2 separate regions of the Mus musculus genome follow, and region 1 is linked to region 2. A link is a loop called in an ENCODE intact Hi-C map of the cell type or tissue named here. Cell type or tissue: left cerebral cortex. All regions are shown on one strand. Links, peaks and the distances in the headings refer to the core of each region. The heading gives the core; the rest is flanking DNA.

Region 1 (5,374 bases), core at 191-5,190, 230 kb before region 2:
TGCAGATCAGCTGAGGTGCTGTTTAGCTAGTTTTTTGTTTTGTTTGTTTTTGGTTTTTGGTTTTTTTTTTTTTCAAGACAGGGTTTCTCTGTGTAGCCCTGGCTGTCCTGGCACTCACTTTGTAGACCAGGCTGGCCTTGAACTCAGAAATCCTCCTGCCTCCGCCTCCCGAGTGCGGGGAGCTAGTATTTTTTTGATTGGGTACAGTGGTGGAAAGAAATTTTTGGTATTTCAAGACAAGGTTTCTCCGTGTAGCCAAGGCTGTCCTGGAACTCACTCTGTAGACCATGCTGGCCTCAAACTTAGAGATTTGCCTGCCTCTGCCTTCCGAGTGCTGGGATTACAGGCCTGTGCTACCACTGCCTGGGCATAAATGTATTTCTTAACATTTATTTTCAGAATTGGTATACTGTCATTTATCTAGACTTCTAAGGTTTGAATATGGTTTGTTCTTTCCAAAACTCATATTGAGGCATAATACCCTAAGGCAACGATGTTGATAGGTGACAGGACCTTTAAAGAGGCAAATAGACTATGAGTTGTTTTCACTTGCAAATTCATTGACGCACTTCCTCTTAAAGTGGAATGGTTGTCCTTGTAATGGGTTGCTTTAAAAGAGAGTATGGTCCCCTTCCATTATCCTCTCACATGTGGGCCTCTCTTCCTCTACTTCCTTCCCTTTGAACACACTAACTTGGCTTTTCACTCTTCTATCACGAGACAATAACCAGAAGCTGAACAGATGCTGGTCCATGCTCTTGAACTTTTAGAACCGTGAGATAAAAGCAAGGGTCTTTCCTTTTTAAATTGCTTACTCACAGGTAGACTTTTATTGCAACAAAAAGTAACCCAAAATGGCAACTTTTAATTGATTCTAGGAAAATCATGCAGCAAAGCCTTGCCTTGAAATGGAAGGGCACTACAAGGACACATGCCAACTGGCATGGATAAAGGGAAGGATTAAAACTTGTGACAATACAAGTGGTTTATTACATTTGGATCTGGAGAAGGAGACAGCAAAGCGGAAGAGGTGAAATGGGTTATTCAAAATGATTAAGAAGCTGAAATAAAAGGCCATTGTGACTGGATCCTTGTGAGTGGAGAGGGAGACTGGTTTGATATGACTCTGGTAGGAAAAAACCACATAAGTTTTCAAGTATAATGTTAAAGGTTAGAGTGTTTTATCCTGTGTTATGAGAAGGCACTGCAGAATTATGAACATGGGAGGAAAAGGTCTCCAGTTTTATTACAGCTAGATAGGAAAGCAGTGCAATTCATAGGTGAGCCTTATAGAGCCTGGGGACCAAGGGGATGTGTTTAGTATATCTTGGTAAGCATAAGGCAAAATTTCTTACCCTTTAGTATTGTTGAAATTTGGGGTGAGATCATTATTTGTTGTGAGGCTAGTCCCCTGCATTGTACAATATTTCATTACATCTCTGGCTTCTACCTACCAGATGTAAGTAGTATTATTCTCTTCAAATTGCAATACAAATAAAAAGGTTTGTGAAAACAGTTAAGTGTGTCCTGAATCCAAAATGACTGCTTGTTTGGAACAAGTTATATGAAGTGCCATGTTTCTCAGAGTACTTGATATTCCCTGTTATGCAGTTTCCTCTTATTTTGTGGCACTAGAATGCCAAACTTTAGCTGATGGCATAGAATTCTAACATTTAGCAATAATACTAAGTTTTGACCTGTGAAGTTTAAGTGGAAATGTGATATGAGATTTGTGAGAATATTTCTTAAAATATATAGGGTATGTGTGGTTTTGGCTTCCTACATATTCCTTCCTGAATCTGTAAGTCATGTCAGGACTCTAACAGTCATCTGAATCCATGAAGATCTGGCACAAGAATAACTGAACAGAAATGAGGAGTGACTCTGAGTCTCAAGACATTTTTTTGAAGATACCATGCCATACTGCCTTGTCTGCCTCTACATTCCTGTACCAAATTAAGGATCATATACAGGTTATCTTGTTTTGTTTTGTTTTGTTTTACCCTGCTATATACTAGGTCCAACTGCTAAATACTATGGCACAATTCTTACTCATGAATTATGAGAGAAAGTCCTTTGAAGAGCTTCTGAGATTTCACTTTACCTAAAAATAGGATGAAAAGCAACAATTTCTCTGTCAGGCTTTGAGTATCGTGGTATGAACATTTGATGCTTGGCACCCTTGTACTCACCTGTTGGCATGCTAATGAGATTTAACTTCAATCCTTGCTATCTATTGAGTCACTGATTCGAGCAACACCAGAATGTACCATCTTCAGAATATTTGTGAAAGAGAAGGATTTTTAAAAATCACAAGTTAGTTAATTTTATTTAAGTTGCTGCCATTTGAGTCTTAAGGGCTTCAAGATGATGCAAATAGGTTATGAAGGGAAACTGCTAAGTTAGGTTACATTAAATGTGGGGAAAAAAACTGAGTTGCCTAGGTATTTGGTGCTCAGGAGGCAGTTCAATATGTAGGAATGAAAACAAAACAAGATATGGGTTTGTCTTAGGCACTGAAGAAAGAGGCCTTTTTAAAGAAAATGTACCAAGAGGTCTTGATAGTCACTGTAAAATGCCACTGTCATAATGGTTAATATTTCAGTAATTCCCATATATGGTGTTCTCTTCCAAGGTTATAGGTAAAGAATAATAGGAATCTGCAAAAGAGGAGACATGAACCTCATTAGAATCAGTAATAATGCCTCCAAGAAGAAACCTTAGAGTTTGCTCAGTATAATCTCAGAAAATGCTGATAATGCTGTCAATCCTCTTTGCTTCCCACATCCCACATTCTGAGCTTTCCTTATAGTAGTAGCTCCAGCAAAAAATCCATTCCCCTTAAGGGACTTCCCTTGGATGTGTTAATCAGCTCATCCTTGTTCTTATAATTCTATTAAACCCAATGGTCTATAACTAAGTTCCTATATATGCTTACAGCCACCAGAGGACAGTACGGTCTAGACAAGCCTTGCCAGCCAGCAATTCAAGCCAGTCCTCCTGGAATCATTTATTGCCTGGATCAGAGGCCCACCTGCCACTGTCTTTAATTTTAGTCTGGGCACGAGAGGCAGTAGAAAGGAACCTCACAGGCACTGGGTTTTAAAGTAAACTGTAATGCCTTGTTTTTGTTTTCATTGCTCAGTTTCAGGCTTTGTGGGGTAGCAAGAACTCCTCATGGTCTCAGAGACATGGATTAAAGCCAAAAGTAGCTGGGAGCACAGGCCAAGGGATATATTTGGAAGGTGGATTCCAACTCCTCTTCCTCCGGAAGGGGCAGGCGGGCCTTGGCCTTATGCCCAGATCGCAGAACCGTAGACTCAGAGCTGAAAGAATCCTTAGCACAACAAGCAGAAATCTTTAGTTTACTGGCCCGTGACTGCCCTAAAATTATATGCTGAATTGTGGTGTCTGCATCCAAAGATTTCATCAGAGTCTCAGAAGTCTGAGATGCCACAAAAGGTTAAGAAGAACCCAATACTTTAAGTCACAGATGAGGCCCTAAGAAGGGAGAGACGTGCCCAAGGTCAGTTATTCAGGAGTAGAGCTGGACTAAAAATCAAGTAGACATGCTACACTACAAAACATAATTCTTAAAATGTTTGCGTTCAAACTGGAGAGTAAGGACCCAGGGTTATGTCAGAGGTAAGCTGGAGCTGGATATAGTGTCTTCCAGAGGCTCGCTCTCCTCGCCCCCTTCTTTCCCTCCTCTCTGTTTTTGTCTCTCTTTGTGTGTGCATGTGTGTACTTATGTGTGTGCATGTGAGTGTGCATATATGTGTGTGTGTGTGTGTGTGTGTGTGTGTGTGTGTGTGTAGGTGCCTGTGTTTATGTAGATAGTAAGATGGGTTGGATGTTTTGGAGAAGTTCTTAGAGTGCTTTCCCTATGATTGTATCTGCTTACTTCTTTTTTTCACTGTGATCACTAAGTTTCCTTGGAATCTACCTCCATATGCCACAACAAAGTTTAACTGTTAATTGGGCACAATCTTCATAACTCCTCTCTTATTTGGGCTTATAAAAATGGGCCTTGGTCATACTCAATGCTGGGCTATGACAGAATTAGAATAATAATTATTATAGTAAAAAATAATTAGAGAATATTACAGTATTTTCTAACTATCCCAATTTTGTTATTAGATTAGTGGCCAATAGAATGCCAGAAAGAGAAGAATCTTAGAAAATGCATACATCCAATTCCTTGACTATACAAATGAAGCTCTATGTCCTTCCAAAGGAAGCAATGTCCCATAGAATGTATGGAACTATAGCTATACCCACTATTATATGAATACTATTTTTTCTACCACATTGGCTGTATGTCTTAGCTAGGGTTTTATTGCTGTGAACAGAAACCATGACCAAGACAATTCTTATAAAGGACAACATTTAATTGGGGCTGGCTTACAGTTTCAGAGCTTCAGCCTTAATTATCATTAAGGCAGGATCATTGGCAACATTCAGATAAGCATGGTGAAGGAGGAGCTGAGAGTTCTACATCTTCATCTGAAGGCTGCTAGCAGAATATTGGCTTTCAGATAGCTAGGATGAGGGTCTTAAAGCTCATGCCCACAGTGACACACATACTCCAACAGGGCCATAACTTCTAATAGTGCCACACCCTGGGCCAAGTATACATAAACCATCATACTATATTAATGCTTTTTGTGTTGTTTTGAAAAAAATTGATAAAACTAACTTAAAGAAAAAATGGTTTATCTTGACTCACAGTTTGAGGGTATAGTCTAACATGATGGAGAATATGTCAAAGTGACTACAACTGTAGTGATGGTGACAGGAATGTGAGGGAACTCTTCAATCATTGTGTCCCTTATCAGGAAGCAGAGAGAGAGAGAGAGAGAGAGAGAGAGAGAGAGAGAGAGAGAGAGAAATGTTAGTACTCAGCTTACTTTCTGTTTTTTTGTTCAATGGGAGACATCAGTCAGTTCCTTGAATGAAATTACCTGCAATTGGGCTGGATCGTTCACTTCAGTTAACCTAATCTAGAAGCTCCCTCACAGACCTGCCAGAGGTTTATTTCCACAGTGATTCTAAATCACATCAAGTCAACAATAAAGAGGCATTGTTCTGAATGTCTTTTGCTTGGACTGGAAAGGTTCAGGAAGACTTATTTTAAAACTCTATCTTGCAGGTGAAAGATTTCTGCTAACAGGTTGCTTACAGTTCACTCTAACAGCCTTTCTTTTTTTCCATTTTTTATTAGGTATTTAGCTCATTTACATTTCCAATGCTATACCAAAAGTCCCCCATACCCACCCACCCCCACTCCCCTACCCACCCACTCCCCCTTTTTGGCCCTGGCGTTCCCCTGTACTGGGACATATAAAGTTTGCGTGTCCAATGGGCCTCTCTT
Region 2 (5,322 bases), core at 1-5,000:
GTAACCCCATCTACCTGCTCTAAATGTGCCTTGTTGAATTCTCAAGGCTGACCTCTAACCGGAGAGCAAGTCACTGGTGACTTCCTGGGAAAGAAAACTGCGTCTTTCACCCCGAAGTCCCTTAGCAACCAGATGCGGCTTTTCTTTCTAGGAGAATTGAGAATTCTATTATCTCTCTTTGAAGGATGCGGGCCGAAAATCAGGTTTCTGCTTTTATTTCCCTTTTCTTATGCCAAGACCATTCACTTCACGGGTCTGGAAGGTGATTACCAACAGACCCAAAGACAAGAAACTCCCTACATGTCTGATCGTGTTTCCAGAACTTTGAGGAAAAGAATGAAAAACCGTGAAGAGCTTACAGGCGTCATTTCTGAAAATGGCCCATGCAATTGATTTAAGTTTGGAACTCATAGGATTTGAAATATCAGAAAGATCTTAATGGAGGAGTTTAGAAAGCTAGGGGAATTGGAGGGGAATCTCAAAGAGCACGTATTAGCACCCCGGAGCGCAGCAAAGATTCCCTGGGCTTAGGCGGAACATTTCACAAGATGACAGTCCCCACGAGGGCTCCAGATGTAGGACAGACCTTCCTATAGAACTAGTCTGAGCTGACTTAGGATCCTTCCGATTGTTCTATTGGGCGGGAGTCCCTAGATCCCACAAAATGCAAACTGCTTACTCTGTGCCCTTGGTCAAAAGGAGGCATTTTTAGTATAAACTTACCGCATGTCCCCATAAGGTCCGGAGTAGTTCTCCATCCAAGGTCCCATTTCACTTTTGACACAATTGGGACTGGGATAGGGTACTCTGTTCACAACTCCACCAGGATACCACACTTCGGAGGCAGAGTAGTCACTCTCCTGGCTTGTCAGCCCCTGAGGGGGCCGAGTGTAGCCATAGGGGGCTACAGGCCCGGCATCGCTTGGGCTGCTGCTGCCGCCCCCGCCTCCTGGCCCATATAATTGGCCTTCTTCAGCTGTGAAGAGAGTATGCCAGGAAGAAGAGGTGGTGGCTGGGGGCGATCCAGTGCTGGGCCCGGCTACACTCCCTCCATGTAGACTACCCAAGTCCCCATAGCGGCATTGCGCTGCCGCCGCAGCCCAGGCGCTGCCGTAGTCCAATGGGTTCTCCAGCTTGATACGGGCGTGTGGATGGGTAGGGGGCGGGGGGTGCGGCGGCCCGGACAGAGCCAGCGGAAAGTTGTAGTAGTCGCGATTCTGGTATGCTGCTGCCTCGTCTAGTGCTCCAGATTTATACAGAGACAGAGAGGACGGGATCTCAAGTGTCCCAGAGCTACCTGCTTCACTGCTGCCAGAGCACCCCAAGCTCTCACCTTCCAATCCTTTGGCGTAACCTCCCTTGAAAGAGGAATACTCAGCAGTCTCTTCAGTGCTTTTGCCTGGGCCTTCGTCCAGGGGAAGACCTTTGCATTCGGGCAGCGGCGCACAAGGAGTGGGACGCACCGCGGGTGGACCTCCCAGGAGCGACGCGTACATGCAGTCTCCCCGAAGCTGTTCCCCTGGACTCAGATGTTCCAATGCTTCCACACCCAATCCCATGGACACAGACACTGCTTTACACAACTCCTTGGCACTGTCAGATATGGTTGAATTGCCCCCTAGGTAACTATCCTTGGAGGAAGAGGGAGCCCCCGTGGCCTCCCTGGCTCTTGCGCTGCTGCCTTCGGAGATTACCTCCTGCTGCTGTTGGTGCTGTTGGTGCTGCTGTTGGTGCTGCTGCTGTTGTTGCTGCTGCTGAAGAAGTTGCATGGTGCCGGCCTCGTTCAAAATGTCTTTAATGTCGGCGGAGCAGCTGCTTAAGCCTGGGAAAGTGGGGCCCAGCAGGGACAACGTGGATGGGGCAGCTGAGTCATCCTGATCTGGAGGAGCTGGTGGCTGCTGCGGCAGCCCCTTGCCAGGAGCGGTGGCCGCCCCAGGCTCGGGGAGGCAGCTGCTCTCAGGGTGGCCCTCGGAGGCTGCCTGCTGCTGTGAAGGCTGCTGTTCCTCCTCCAGGGCCAGGTAGCCTGTGGGGCCTCTGATGTGGGCTTGAGGAGAACCATCCTCAGTGTGCTGCTGCCGCCGCCGCCGCCGGGGGCTAGTCTCCTGCCTCTGCTGTAAACAGGCGCCGGGAGGTGCTATGTTAGCGGCCTCAGGGTGCCTGGGGCCCGGGTTCTGGATCGCTTCGCGCACGCTCTGGAACAGATTCTGGAACGCTCCTCGATAGGTCTTGGATGGGGGCCGTGGGTAGACCCTTCCCAGCCCTAACTGCACCTCCATCCTTGAGCTTGTCTGTAGCTTCCACCGAATTCCCTTATCCTGCCTCCTCGTCTCTTGCTCTGAAGAGTTCTCCTGACTGATGATGTAGTATCTGCAGCTAGCTGCCCACCTGCGGGAAGCTCCGGGGAAGAAAACTTGCAGGAGGGGGGGTGGGTGGGGGGAGTGCCCAGATAACCTCAAAGTCTCCAGTAAAGGAAGGCACGCGCAAGACAGGATCTGCCCTGCTACTTACACAGTTTGTCTCTAAATACTTGAAGAACAGATTAAAAGATGCTCAAACCTTGACGGGAGGGAAAAGGGGAAATCCTCTGCCTTCCAAATTCAAAGTCCACTGAAGCAGGTGCAAATAAGAACTGGGCTATTTTCTTTTTGTTTTCTTTTAGCTTTTGTTTTGCTTTCGACTACTGAAACCCTAGCTGCCTTTTCATCTTTTCATTTCTAACACCACACACAGGGTGAGGGGCGGGCAGGAGGAGGTGCAGGGGCGAGAACCTGGAACCAGGGACTCTCCTGGGCGTGCTGTTGCTCCTCAGTCTCTGGGCTCCCAAAAGCCTTCCTTGCAATGTGCAACAAGCTCCCCTACTCTCAGCCAAAGGGAGTTTACCTCTGTGCAAACTGGCTGGCAGAGCTGGGGGTGTAGGGGAGAGGGTTGGCCAGAAAGCCTGCCTAGTCAGCTCCTGGAGAGGGGACCCAGGAGGGGGTAAGGGTAGAGGGGAAGAGGACAAAGGCAGCCGTAGTCCTACCGGACACTTTCCTTGCTTCCTCTGAGTCTCCCGCAGCTTTTAGAAACTTCACCGAAGAGGAAAGGGCAGCTCCTGGGCGGCGGCTTCGAAGCCGCCGCTCTGCAACAGGCGTTGGCTGTCGCTGGGCTGGGGCTGGCGTGGTGCGTCCCTTAAGCTTCTGTATGGCACTGGAGTGGCTAGCTCAGTCTTTTCCCCTCTGATGCCCTCTCAGCCTCCAGGTTTGCTCCGGACCCTCTGGTTCTCCCAGCAGGCTGGCTCCTAGGGATCTCCGAGGGGGCGCTGGGAGGTGGAAAGCAAATGCAACAGTTTGTGAGTCGGTCCCGCCCCCGCAGGCCGGCCTCTCTGCCTTCCCACCTCCTTTCTCTCTCCCCTCCCCTCCCCTCCCCTTTCCTTTTCTCCCCTCCCCTCACCGCAAGCTAGCGCAGAGTGGCTTTAGAGAACGTAGTGCTGGCGTAGTATGGTTGAAGGCTGGAATGACTCACTGTAGCCTTTGAAGACCCCTCTTCCCTAAATACCACTTGTTTTTCGGAACCGGGCTTTAGGCTCCAAAGCAGAAGCGATTTTTAACAGACAAGTCTACCGGCTCCCCAGGAGGTTAGCACAGGCAGAATTTCATTCCTGAACCCAATCCCAAAACAGACTCTTGGAGGTTGGAGGAGGAAGAGGCATTAGAAGTACCAGCTACCAATTGCTCTTAGGTATTCCCTCCCCGCTCCCCCCAGGGCCCACCAGGACAAGCAGAAGGGAGAGTCTCCTGACATTAAAGAACAAGCTGCAGTCAAAGCAACTCTTGCTGAAACCTTTGAGATCCTCCTGTAGGATAGCTGGGAATTCCTGACACCAAGCCATTTGATCTGGGAATTCTGGGCCCAAGAAGCCCATGGTGGTCATTTCTACCTTATTCCCAGCCCTTCTTTCTGTTGGGAATTACCTGTAATTTATACGTTTTATTTCTTCAGACATGCACAGGCAAAAATCATCCAGAAAAGTGGGCAAACACAAATGTCAAAAACACTTGTCATGCATACACGAACCTTTGATTTTGTCCAAAGCGTTGTTTGTATAGAATCCTTTAGATGTCTAAATTGTTTGCACTTGAAAACCCTTACCTTTGGTAGAGGAATCACAGAGGGATGATCTTTCTTTTGATGGACAAGTAAGAGTGAATGAAGATGATGTAGGATACTCCCAACTGTAGGGACAAGTATGCAATAGAAAGATGGAGACTAGACCTATACAGAAAATGTCCTTAGAGAAAGGTTGTAGACCCCATCACTTGTAAATGGCTTTAACCTCTGGATCTGTCCCAGCAGGCACATGAGTGCATTTGTTTTGTGAGACTCACGGTGTTCTTATTTGTTTTGGGGGGCATTGTTTTATCTTTCTTTCGAGACAGGGATTTCTTTTGTACCCCAATGATCCTTCTGATTCAGCTTTTCAAATACTGGCGTTGGTGGAGTATGCAATCACACTAGCTATTTCCACATTTACAGGCTTCTACAGTTGGGGGGGGGTGCTTTATCCATTGTACTGAGAGTTTACCTTTATTGAAGGAGTTAACTGAAACCTCAAGGGGGAAAAGAAGTATGCATGATCAACTCTGCTTCACAGATAAAGAAGGGAAGCAAGGACATTGTTGTATTTCCCATATTAGCAGAACATAAACTTTCCAGGTTTTTTTTTTTTTTTTTCTACACTAGCTGTACACTCATCAGATCCACAACTCTTGGAAAACAGCATAAAGTAAACTTTTCTAACAAAATGACCTGAGAGTGCTTCCTCCTTCCCAGGTGAAAAATTATCTGCTGTGAGTAAGGCAGTTGAGGCCTTATTGTGCATTTGTTATTGCTTTTTTCTTAGTTTCACAAACCACTCTTTAGGATTAAAAAAAAAATAGCAAAGTTATTCAAAAGCTGTCCAACTGTAAAATGGGTAATTCTCAGTATTCTAGTGTAGGGTGCTGAAATGTGGATACTTTGAAGACCTTATTTTTTTATTTTTTAAAAGATTTATTTATTATTATATCTAAGTACACTGTAGTTGTCTTCATATGCACCAGAAGAGGGCGTCAGATCTCATTATGGATGGTTGTGAGCCACCATGTGGTTGCTGGGATTTGAACTCCGGACCTTTGGAAGAGCAGTCGGTGCTCTTAACCACTGAGCCATCTCTCTAGTCCCAAAGACCTTATTTTTGAATAGTCATTACAACCTCACATCTACCAAAGCTTTTGAATGATTTAGTCCAAGGGTATTGAATGAAGGGGCAAGGTGGTAGAATAGAATGAATATATGTCTTAGGGC

What was found. A loop is a pair of places that touch in the nucleus more often than their neighbours do. Peaks named below come from ENCODE experiments on the same cell type or tissue, not always from the same donor. Only the 100,000 strongest peaks of a DNase experiment are listed, where the experiment ranks them.
Region 1: a loop joins it to region 2, with 2.3 times the contacts of the local background. A loop is called at or near these places in 8 of 42 quality-filtered maps.

Annotation. Positions count from the first base shown.
Region 1 is chrX:98,378,305-98,383,678 of GRCm38, reverse strand. No RefSeq gene overlaps it. Among named protein-coding and RNA genes, the nearest start is that of Ar, 230 kb to the right of the region's middle. In left cerebral cortex, for the core only: a CTCF peak has its summit at 2,938 (motif pointing right); DNase peaks (open chromatin) are centred at 1,793 and 3,261.
Region 2 is chrX:98,146,736-98,152,057 of GRCm38, reverse strand. Ar (androgen receptor) reads right to left here and starts at 3,301. Exons shown (of 8, transcript NM_013476.4): 1 at 724-3,301. The coding sequence starts at 2,276. In left cerebral cortex, for the core only: no CTCF peak of the experiment used is centred there; DNase peaks (open chromatin) are centred at 1,883, 2,106, 2,302, 2,789 and 4 more places; H3K4me3 peaks cover 3,598 bases; H3K27ac peaks cover 1,013 bases.